2 separate regions of the Homo sapiens genome follow, and region 1 is linked to region 2. A link is a contact called in ENCODE Hi-C or POLR2A ChIA-PET data. All regions are on one chromosome and are shown on one strand. The core of a region is the stretch at or near the end of the contact, and the rest is flanking DNA. Distances in the headings are between cores, read along the strand shown. Region 1 holds the start of L3MBTL2 (L3MBTL histone methyl-lysine binding protein 2). Region 2 holds the start of TMEM184B (transmembrane protein 184B).

Region 1 (5,198 bases), core at 1,516-4,015, 2.9 Mb after region 2:
ACCGCGTCTGGCAGAACTCCTGATATCAAGTTATCCACCTGCCTCAGCGTCCCAAAGTGCTGGGATTACAGGTGTGAGCCACCATGCCCAGCCAGACAACTTTTTTTTTTCTCTGTCACCAGGGTAGAGTGCAGTGGCATGAACATGGTTCACTGTAGCCTCAACCTCCTGGGCTCAAGCAATCCTCCCTCCTCAGCCTCCAGAGTATCTGGGACCACAGGTACATGCCACTACACTTAGCTAATTTTAAAAAATTTTTAGCTGGGCACAGTGGCTCAGGCCTGTGATCCCAGCACTTTGGGAGGCCAAGGCAGGCGGATCACGAGGTCAGGCGATCAAGACCATTTGCCCAGGTGGGCGAATCACCTGAGGTCGGGAGTTCGAGACCAGCCTGACCAACATGGAGAAACCCCATCTCTACTAAAAATACAAAAAAAAAAAAAAAAAATTAGCCAGGTGTGGTGGTGCATGCCTGTAATCCTAGCTACTTGGGAGGCTGAGGCAGGAGAATTGCCTGAACCTGGGAGGCAGAGGTTGTGATGAGCCGAGATCGCGCCATTGCACTCAAGCCTGGGCAACAAGAGTGAAACTCTGTCTCAAAAACAAACAAACAAAAAAACTCTAATGCCGTTCCCTTGCACAGAATAAAATCCAAGCACTCCACAAGACCCTGAATGACCTGGTCTCAGCTTTCTCTCAAACCTCATCTTGTATCACCCTCTCCATGTTTTGCTATATCCATCTACTCTCTCTGTCTTTCTGTTTATTGCATACCAAGCTTGAGTTGGCCCCAGGACCTTTGCACTTGCTGTTCCACCAATGTGGCCTTTGCACTTGCTGAACCAACCTGTCTTTTTCTTTTTTTTTCACCACTATCTTATTCCAGAACATTTATTTTTATTTTTATTTTTTGAGATGGAGTCTTGCTCTGTTGCCCAGGCTGGAGTGTAGTGGTGCAATCTCGGCTCACTGCAACCTCTGACTCCCTTGTTCAAGCGATTCTCCTGCCTTAGCCTCCCAAGTAGCTGGGATTACAGGCACCCGTCATCACACCCAGCTAATAGTTGTATTTTTAGTAGAGATAGGGTTTCATCATCTTGGCCAGGCTGGTCTCGATCTCCTGACCTTGTGATCTGTCCATCTTGGCCTCCCAAAGTGCTGGGATTACAGGCGTGATCCACTGCACCCGGCCAGGTCAATGAGTTTTAAAGATCACCTGTGTGTATTAAAGGTGAAGATTTAAAAAGGGTGACCACAGGAGGTGGAGGTTGCAGTGAGTGGAGATCCCACTGCATTCCAGCCTGGGCGACAGGGGAGACTCCATCTCAATCAATCAATCAATCAATAAAAGAAAGAAAGAAAGGGTGACCAGTTGAAGGGCTGCTGCAATGGGCCGGTGGCTTGTATTAGAGTGGTAGTGGTGGAGGAAATACAGGATATATTTTGGAGGTAGAAAAACCAACACGTTGACAGCATGGATACAGGGGTTTAGGGTGGAAGGGGTTGAAGGAAAGAAAGACCTCTAGGAAGAGTTTGACATCTCCACGGCGGACTTCAAATTTAGGCATATATTTTATATGTATTCAGCCTCCACATATTGCATTTAGAGTCTCAATTAATTCACTGGGACACGGCATGGCATAGGGAAGGAATCTGTACTAAATTTGGAATCCCAATCCTGTGTGATCTTGGAAAGTGCCTAAACCTGAAGTGGTGAAGAGCCACCACTTCCTCTTCTTTCAAACGGTGATAGGATGTCTAAGGGTTTGAAAAGATGTTTGCAAAGCTCCACAACAGCACCTAGAACTCAGGGTGTCTAAGGAGGTTGTGGGAAACCCTAACGGGATGAGGCAGAGAGCCTCAGATTCGAGGTTTTTACCCAGGAGAGAGTGGTGAAGGAGGAATGTTGTAAGATTTTGAGCAGGCTGGACATTTACAGTATTGAGAAAAAGAATATTCCAGTTTCAGCCGGGCGCGGTGGTTCACGCCTGTAATCCCAGCACTTTGGGAGGCCGAGGCGGGTGGATCCCGAGGTCAGGAGTTCAAGACCAGCCTGGTGAAACCCCGTCTCTACTAAAAAATACAAAAATTAGCCGGGCTTGGTGGTGGGCGCCTGTAGTCCCAGTTACTTGGGAGGCTGAGGCAGGAGAATCGCTTGAACCTGGCAGGCGTAGGTTGCAGTGAACCGAGATCGCGCCACGGCACTCCAGCCTGGGCGACAGGGCAAGACTTCGTCTCAAGAAAACACACACACACACACACACACACACACACACACACACACACACACACACAGAGTATTCCAGTTTCTTCCTTTTTTTTTTCTTTTTAATCTGGAGTAGTCCAGTTTCTGCCTGAGTTGGAAATGAGTCCCTCTGCTATGCATCCCAGCAAAAGGGCACCTTAAATATCTAACCCGGGAGAGTACGAGGTTATTCCTGGAGTCTGGAACAGTGACTATCATAGGTGCTCAATAACCGTTTAGGGAAGAATAACATCCAGTGAAGTCAAGAGGTTGGCGTAATTGGAACACTCGGCGTGAGGCGCACCAGGTTTCCAGCGCCCCTGGTTTCCACGTCGCTATGGTAACGACTCACCCTGCACACATGCGAACTACAATTCCCATAACCGCCCGCGGCTTCCCCGCCCACAGGGAGAGAATGGCGGGAGCAGGCACGGAACCGGCTTTTCCTCCTTCCTGCAGCGTGATTGGCCCGCGGCTCAGGGAGGCGACCAATGAGTGCTCTCGCGGAGAGCGACGGGGCAGGCCAATATGGCTTCCTGCACCTGGTGACGCTTGGCGAAACTGAGGTCTCATGGAGAAGCCCCGGAGTATTGAGGTGAGAAGGCGAGGACTTAGCGTGACTGGGAAAGGGAACTCCGAGAGCCTCGCTCCGTGGGCCCTTCTTTAGGGCTTTTAGCGACGCCTGGAGGGTGGAGGGTGGGAGGATGGATAAACTGAGGTAGTTAAACTGAGCCAGGGGCAGAGGCAATTGACGTTACTTTTTGCCCCTCTCCTGCTGGGGCCAACGTTCGGCGAGGAGTTCAGGGAGGAACAGCCGTCCCTGGCCTGGGGGAAAGGGAACTAGGTTTAGGATCTGAGAGCTCCTGAATCTTCCTTATCCTGCTTGTCTCGTGGCTGTGTTGTTTAGGGCTTGTGAGGCCTGTTACATGAGGTGGGAAGTGAAGGGAGATTAAAGTTGGGTGAACATCACTCCTTGTCTGTAACGTTCACGTGCATTATCTTCCAGTACACTCACAGCAATCATGTATTATTCTTTCGTCTTTGTCGTTCAAGCCACTGAGGCTTAGAGGTGGTGCGACACCCCAGGAAGTTACCCCGGCTGGAAAGTGAAGGAGATTGGCACTAAGTCTGTCCGCCTCTGAAACTTTGCCTGTTATGCTTTTCACACTGTACTGCAACCTGGAACCCACTCATCCTTTTTTTTTTTTCTTTCAGACGGAGTCTTGCTCTGTCACCTAGGCTGGAGTGCAGTGGCGCGATCTCGGCTCACTGCAACCTCCGTCTCCCGGGTTCAAGCAATTCTGTCTCCATCTCCCATGTTCCTGGGATTACAGGCATGTGTCACCACACCCGGCTAATTTTTGTATTTTTAGTAGAGACGAGGTTTTGCCATGTTGGTCGGATTGGTCTCGAACTCCTGACCTCAGGTGATCTGTCTGCTTCACCTCGGCCTCCCAAAGTGCTGGGATTACAGGCATGAGCCACTGCACCCCGCCTCATCCTTTAATCATTTGGTTTCTGGGCACCTTATATTTAAGAGACGGGGTGTTCCTATGTTGCCCTGGCTGGAATGCAGTGGTTACTCACAGGCGTGATGACAACGCACTGCAGCCTCTAACTCTTGGGCTCAAGCAATCCTTACACCTCAGCCTCCTAAGTAGCTGGGACTATAGGTGGTCTCTGTCACCCTGCCTGACAAGGGTACCTATATTTGAATTGTTTCCTTGCTGGGTGCGGTGGCTCACGCCTGTAATCCCAGCACTTTGGGAGGCCGAGGCGGGCAGATCACGAGGTCAGGAGATCGAGACCATCCTGGCTAACATGGTGAAACCCCATCTCTACTAAAAATACAAAAAAATTAGCCGGGCGTGGTGGCAGGCACCTGTAGTCCCAGCTACTCGGGAGGCTGAGGCGGGAGAATGGCGTGAACGTGGGAGGCGGAGCTTGCAGTGAGCCGAGATCGGGCCACTGCACCACTGCACTCCAGCCTGGACGACAGAGCGAGACTGTGTCTCAAAAAAAAAAAAAAATTGCTTCCTTTCTAGCATATTTGCATGTGTAGTTGCAAATATAAGGTGGAATAGCTCAAACTTTCTGCAAGGGTAAACGAGAATAATCATGTGGAGAATAAGAATAGCAAGTCACACTTTTAGAGCTGTTACTGACTGCTGGAAATAGAACTAGGTTTTACATATCTTATCTCAATCTTCGTAAGAATTCTCTAAAGAAAGCTTATTACCTCTCTTGTAATGATGACAGCAGCAAGATAAAATACGCACAAAATCACACAGTTAATAAATGTTAGAGCCAGGATTCAAACTCAGGCAAATCAGAGCCTATGCTTTCAACCAGTAAAAATTGGCAACCTTTATTGAGCACTTACTATATGCAAGTCACTATTCTGAGAGCTTTGCCTGTATCGTCTCTTACTTCTCCCCCAAATCCTTTTTTTTTTTTTTTTTTTTTTTTTGAAACAGGGTTGCTCTCTGTCACCCAGGCTGGAGTGCAGTGGTGCAGTCATAGCTAACTGCAGCCTTGACCTCCCTGGCTCAAGAGTTCCTCCCACCTCAGCCTCCCTAACCAAAACACCCAGCTAATTTTTTCCATTTTTTATAGAGACAGGGTTTCCCTATGTTGCCCAGTCTGGTCTTGAACTCCTAGGCTCAAGCAATCCTCCTGTCTCGGCCTCCCAAAGTGCTGGGATTACAGGCATGAGCCACCATGGCCAGCCCCCAAACCCTATGAAATAGGTGGTACTATCCTCATTGTACAGATGTGGAAACTGAAGCACTGCAAAATTGACTTGCTGCAGGTCATACAGCGAGTAAGCACTAGAGATATTTGAGCTCTGGACCAGAGGCCAAACTTTTCTCCTTTCTTCACACCTTTTTTTTCCTTTGAGACAGTGTCTTCCCTCTGTCATCCAGGCTGGAGTGCAATGGTGTGATCATGA
Region 2 (5,544 bases), core at 2,258-4,757:
CACGCCCAGCCTAAGACTCTGTCTTAAAAGAAAAAAAAGTTCCAGCTGACCAGGCATGGTGGTTCACACCTATAATCTCAGCGCTTTAGAAGGCCAAGGTGGAAGGATCTCCTGGGCCCAGGAGGTAGAAGCTGCAGCAAGCTACGATAGCACCACTGCATGCCAAGCTGGGCAACAGAGCGAGACTCCATCTCAAAAAACAAAAAAAGTTCCAGCTCAGAGAAGCCAGTTCCCAGCAGGCAAGGGGTCAGCAGTGGGGCAGACACCGTTACAACAGTGGGCTCCAGAACCTGCCCTGAGTCACACAGGGTCTTCAAGACCAAAAGCTGCTAGAAGACAACAAGAGAAAGGCGGCGGGGTCTAAAAGCGATGCCAGGGGCTGTAGGAAAGCCAACGGAACAAAGGCCTGGTCTTCCAGAAGTTCTCTGCAGGAATGAAGGAGGGATGAGAAGGGATGGTAATACTGCCCCATAACACATGGCTGAGCATGTCACATCCTTCCAGAAACTTTCAAGGCCTCCCTGTTGACATCAGGATCAAGTTCAAACTCCTTGGCGGGGCCTCCAAAGGTCTTCAGGACACAGACCCAACACAGTCACAGGCAGTTCAAGCCTCTGCGTCTGAGAGGTGAGGCAGCTCAGACCTCCACATCTGCCCGGAGTTCCCTCTACCTGGAACGCCCTCCTTCTCCTTCATAGGTGGAGCACCCCTCGTCCTTCAGGGCCAAGACGACTTCCAGCACCCCAGGGTTATGGGGGAGGAGCATGGGCTCTGAGGTCAGACCTACTGGTTCAAAACTCAGCTGTTCCACTCTCTGCTGCCTCCCCTACAAAATGCAGACAGTGACAGCCCCCACCACACTGGGTGGTAGGAAAATTAAATACAGTAATTCATGAAAGCGCTTTGAACTGTGCCTGGCACACAGTAAGTGCTCAATAAACGGACTGTTGTTCCTATTGTCCTCTGGGCCCCTTTAGGGCCCTCTGTTTCCACCACAAGTAGGGCACTGTCTTGCACATATTTGTTACACATTGGGCTCCCTCTGCCAACCACCTTTTAGAGGGCTGCCCCAGCACAGTGCAGGGCAGCATGGTCTTCGGTGAGTGCTTACTACCCGGGGCTGCAGGGCCTGGTGCAGACCCCACACAGAGCTCTCCCAGGGGCCCAGCTATTGGCCTTCCAGAACTCCCACACCAGATCCCCAGTCTAAAGGCCCAGAGCTGTGACTCGTTTTCAAAACAATAAAAAGCTGTACCCTGCCTTGCCGGGGCTGTTTCCACTCCAGGGAATTTACAGAGAGAAAATGAGCACAGCAGGGACTGGAAATAGCTCTGAGCCCTTCTCAGGGTGAGGGACTGGGCAGGCCAGCCAGAGACCAGGAGCAAAACCTCTAAGACAGAGAGGGAGCAAACAGCCTCCGGACAGAAGCCCCTGCTCACAGAACTCGGCCAATAGGAAAGAACTAGGACAAGTGGCTCATTCACCCTTCTGCCTCGAAGCTCTTCTTTCTACTTGGTTGGAGAAATTCAGAAGGGGCTCTTTGAATAACCCACCACCACCGTGGGTGCAACAAATAAGACATCCAGAATCCCAACGACTGCACAAATGCTTTGGGGGAATTCACAGCGCCTTCTCCACCCACATTAGCTATTGGAGCCTCGTATCCAGATTGGGGTCACTAAATCAGTGTCCATCTTCCCAGCACTGGGAGCCCCTAGAAGGCAGGCACCAGGTCCCATTGATCATCAGACCGCTATGCCCCAGCATAGTGCCTGGCACATAGTAGATGCTCAGTAAGTTGCAAGACAAGATCTGGCAGCAAGAGAGAGGTCCTGGTTAAAGGATGATTCCATCCAGGCTTGCCACGTATCGTGGAGAAGAACGTCATGAATTCCCTCTGGGCCTCAGTTTACCGCATCTGCAAATAGGGACAACTGTTCCTTACTCACACAGCTGCTGTGCAAATTACACAGGAAAATATATGTGGAAAGCAGAAAAGCCTCAGATGAACGTCAGTCATCCTTCAGGCTTCAGCTCAACCGTCTCCTTATGAGGGAGTCTTTCCTGCGGCCACGATCCCCCTCCCCGGGAACTGAACCTGCCTCTGTACTCCTTCTACTCCTTTGTTTGGTATTTTTCACATCATCGTGATCACCTGTTTCCAAATCTGATTCCCCCATGCTTGAGAGCTCCTTGATGGCTTGGGCATCAAATGTTTCTGTCCAGGTGGGCACACATACCTGGCTGCTGGGGCTCTCCCACCCCAGCGTCCCAGGTCCCAACTCTGATACGCACAGCACCCTAGGCAAGGTTCAGAGGTGCAGAGCCTAGGGGTTCTACCAAGGAAGCTAAATAGGTAGATGGAAAGGGACACTGTAGGCATAACCTGTCAACGAAGTCACACCTCTGAGACCTGCGCTGCCTCTGCAGGTGCAGGTGAGCTTGTTTGCCTGGCTGACTCTGCAGCGCAGGGCCTCCAGGGCACAGATTGCTGCTTCTTTCCTTACAAAAGCACCAGCAGTCAGATAAATAATACATGGCCTTCACCTCACCACAGGTATCAGGCATGCAAATACCTGCTTTGCCCCAAAATGCCCTGGAAAGGAGGGAGGAGTAAAACGTCTGGCCTTATACAACACCTCCAGAGGGGATATGTATTGGGAATCCATGCCCAACCCCCAGCATAACTGCCTTGCCTTGGCCTGGAGCCACCCAGCACTGGAGGTAAGTGGATCCAAGCGAGGTACCAAGGGTGTGCCCAGGAGGAAATGTACAATTCACGGGAAGGATACAGACACCCAAAACCAGTCTCCACGGTCCCTTTGGGGGCAAACATCTTTCGAGCCCCAGGTCCCAGTCGATCCCCTTCCAAACCTGCGGACCTGTGTGGCGGGCGTGTACACCCTCCACTCACGACGCAGCCCCGAAAGCCCCCCGCCGACCACCCTCCCAGGTCACTGCCACCCGCACAGGGCACGGACGCCTCCCCCACTCACTCGGCCGTGCCAGTCGCCAGCACACCCACCCGGGAGCACACAATCCCTCTTGCAAAGCGCCTTGGTCCATCCGCCTCCCTCTCCCGGGGCCGCCCCCCGGACAGGTCCGATTACACTCCAGGAGCTGCCCCCGCCACGTTGGCGTGGAAAGGGAGCGGGCACACCCACGGGCGACCTCGCGGGGCGGAGAGGAGGCACGGGTGGGGAGACGGATGCCCCCTCCCTCCGCGGCCGCACCGGCCTCCGTAGTGCCCTCCCCGCCCGGGAGCCGGCGGCCGAAGCCGGGCGTCCCTCGCGCGGGCCTCTCCGAAACAAGCAGCCCCCCGCGCTCGGGAGTCGCAGCTCCCCCTTGGGGCTCCCGGGCGAGGCCGGCCAGGCGGGATACCTCAGGAGCCCATGGCGGTGGCGGCGTCTGCGGACGATGCGCGGCAGCCGGACTCTGCGGGCGGGGCGGGCGGCGCCGCAGCCCCGGAGTCTCCGCCGCCGCCGGCGCGTCCCGGGCCCAGTGGAGTGCAGCCGCGGCGCGCATGCGCTCTGGGCTCGCCGCCGGGGAGGGCGGGGCGGCGGACGCGGCTGAGATCACTGCCTGGGCCTTAAAGGGGCCGCGCCCCGAACCCCAGCCCGCCGCCCCGAACCCCAGCCCGCCGCCCCGCGGGTTGGGGCGCGACCCGGGTTCTCTTGCCACTCACAAAACCAGCTACGACCGGCCCCCAACCGCGAGAGCTTTCTGGGCTGCGATCTCTGCCCCTGACCCTCGCTGGTGCTTCACTTCTTTTAACCCTAATTTCCTCCATTTGAGCCTGTTTTGAAGATGAAACGAAATACAATGGCTATTTGTTGAGTGAAGGATGCGTGTGGAATTGTGGAATGAACGTGGACCGAGTGTTGTGTGCAATTAGGCCAGATGAAATGGCAAAGCACTGAAAGAGGCCTTTTTTTCCCACTCCGCTTAGCAGCGATTCTTTCTTGCCCCGTCTGGCTCTAGGCTGCCGAACTAGCAAAAGTCTTCAGATAGGGTTCAAGCCGCCTAGTCCATTTCTGTTTGCCGGTCCAGACATCACCTAGGTTAACTGAACAAGATAAAATGCAATTAAGTTCTGGCATTGATGTGCTCAAGATCCCCAAATGTATTTATGTCTCCAGACTCCTCGCCTGAACTGTCTACCCAACACCTCTTCCTTGGAGCTCCAGCAGGCATCTCAAAGTCAGCGTGTCTGAGCTGAGCCAACCCCACTTCCACACACAAAAACCTGCTCCCTCTCAGCTTTGCCTCCATCAGCTGTTGACAATTCCATCCTTCCAGTCCCCAGGCCAGAACTCGGAGTCAGCTGTGAATGAATGCCCCCCTTCTGCCCGCTACCCAATAAGGCAGGCAGGAGATCCTGTTGGCTCTACCTGCAAAATAGATCTAGACTCAGATGTCTGCCACTCCTCCTCCAGTGCTACCACCCTGGTCCAGTATTTGCACAGGATTATTGCAGAGTTCTGCTAACCCCTCTCCCTTGTTCCAGCCTTGCCCTCTGATCCATTCTATCAATTCAGGGGTGAGGGAGATCCTTTTTTTTTTTTCTCTTTTTTCTTTTTGAGACAAAGTCTCGCTCTTTGTCTCAAAGTTGCCCAGGCTGGAGTGCAGTGGCGCGATCTCGGCTCACTGCAAGCTCCGCCTCCCGGGTTCACGCCATTCTCCTGCCTCAGCCTCCCGAGTAGCTGGGACTACAGGCGCCCGCCACCATGCCCAGCTAATTTTTTGTATTTTTAGTAGAGACGGGGTTTCACCGCGTTAGCCAGGATGGTCTTGATCTCCTGACCTTGTGATCCGCCTGCCTCGGCCTCCCAAAGTGCTGGGATTACAGGCGTGAGCCACCACGCCCAGCCAAGATTCTTTTAAAATCTGCCGGGCACGGTGGCTCACGCCTGTAATCCCAGCACTTTGTGAGGTCGGGTGGCTCATTTAAGGCCAGGAGTTACAGACCAGCCTGGCCAATATGGTGAAACCTTGTCTCTGCTAAAAATACAAAAATTAGCTGGGTGTGGTGGTACATGCCTGTAGTCCCAGCTACTCTGGAGGCATGAGAATTGCTTGAACCCGGGAGGCGGAGGTTGGGTTGTGGTGAGCCAAGATCGTGCCAATGCACACCAACCTGGGTGACAAAATGAGAATCTGTCTCAAAAAATAAAATAAAATCGAAGTCAAAACATGGTACTTTTTTGCTCAAAACCCTCCATTGGCTCACTGTTTCGCTCTAAGTAAAAGCCTTACAAGTCCTTACAAACACTTGATCTGACATTCTACTCTCCTGGGGATTCCTGATCTCATTCATCTCTTACCCTTTCCCTCCACACTGATCCCTTGCTGTTCCTAGAACAAGCTGAGCACACTCAGCCCCGAGCCCCCTGCACTAGCTGTTCCCTCTGCTGCGATCGCTGTTTCCCCAGATACCTGAATGGCTCCTCCATCACCTTCTTCAAGGGTTTGCTCGAATGTCCTCCACTTAGTGAGGCCTGCTGTGAGCACCCCTAGTAAAACTACCAGACCCCTCACATGCAC

Evidence for each region. A loop is a pair of places that touch in the nucleus more often than their neighbours do. ChIA-PET counts read pairs that join two places held with the same protein, here RNA polymerase II (POLR2A). Pooled maps may share reads with other maps.
Region 1: a loop to region 2 is called in a map of naive thymus-derived CD4-positive, alpha-beta T cell, with 18 times the contacts of the local background. The contact joins the promoter of L3MBTL2 here to the promoter of TMEM184B in region 2. A Hi-C loop is called at or near these places in 1 of 168 maps with a recorded cell type or tissue (naive thymus-derived CD4-positive, alpha-beta T cell) and 5 of 50 pooled maps. POLR2A ChIA-PET finds 5 or more read pairs at or near these places in 1 of 52 experiments (AG04450).

Annotation. Positions count from the first base shown.
Region 1 is chr22:41,202,547-41,207,744 of GRCh38, forward strand. L3MBTL2 (L3MBTL histone methyl-lysine binding protein 2) reads left to right here and starts at 2,766. Exons shown (of 17, transcript NM_031488.5): 1 at 2,766-2,840. The coding sequence starts at 2,817. RefSeq lists an enhancer at 3,610-4,110.
Region 2 is chr22:38,269,503-38,275,046 of GRCh38, forward strand. It overlaps TMEM184B (transmembrane protein 184B), which reads right to left and starts at 3,508. Exons shown (of 9, transcript NM_012264.5): 1 at 3,382-3,508. RefSeq lists an enhancer at 2,259-2,968 and a silencer at 3,031-3,660.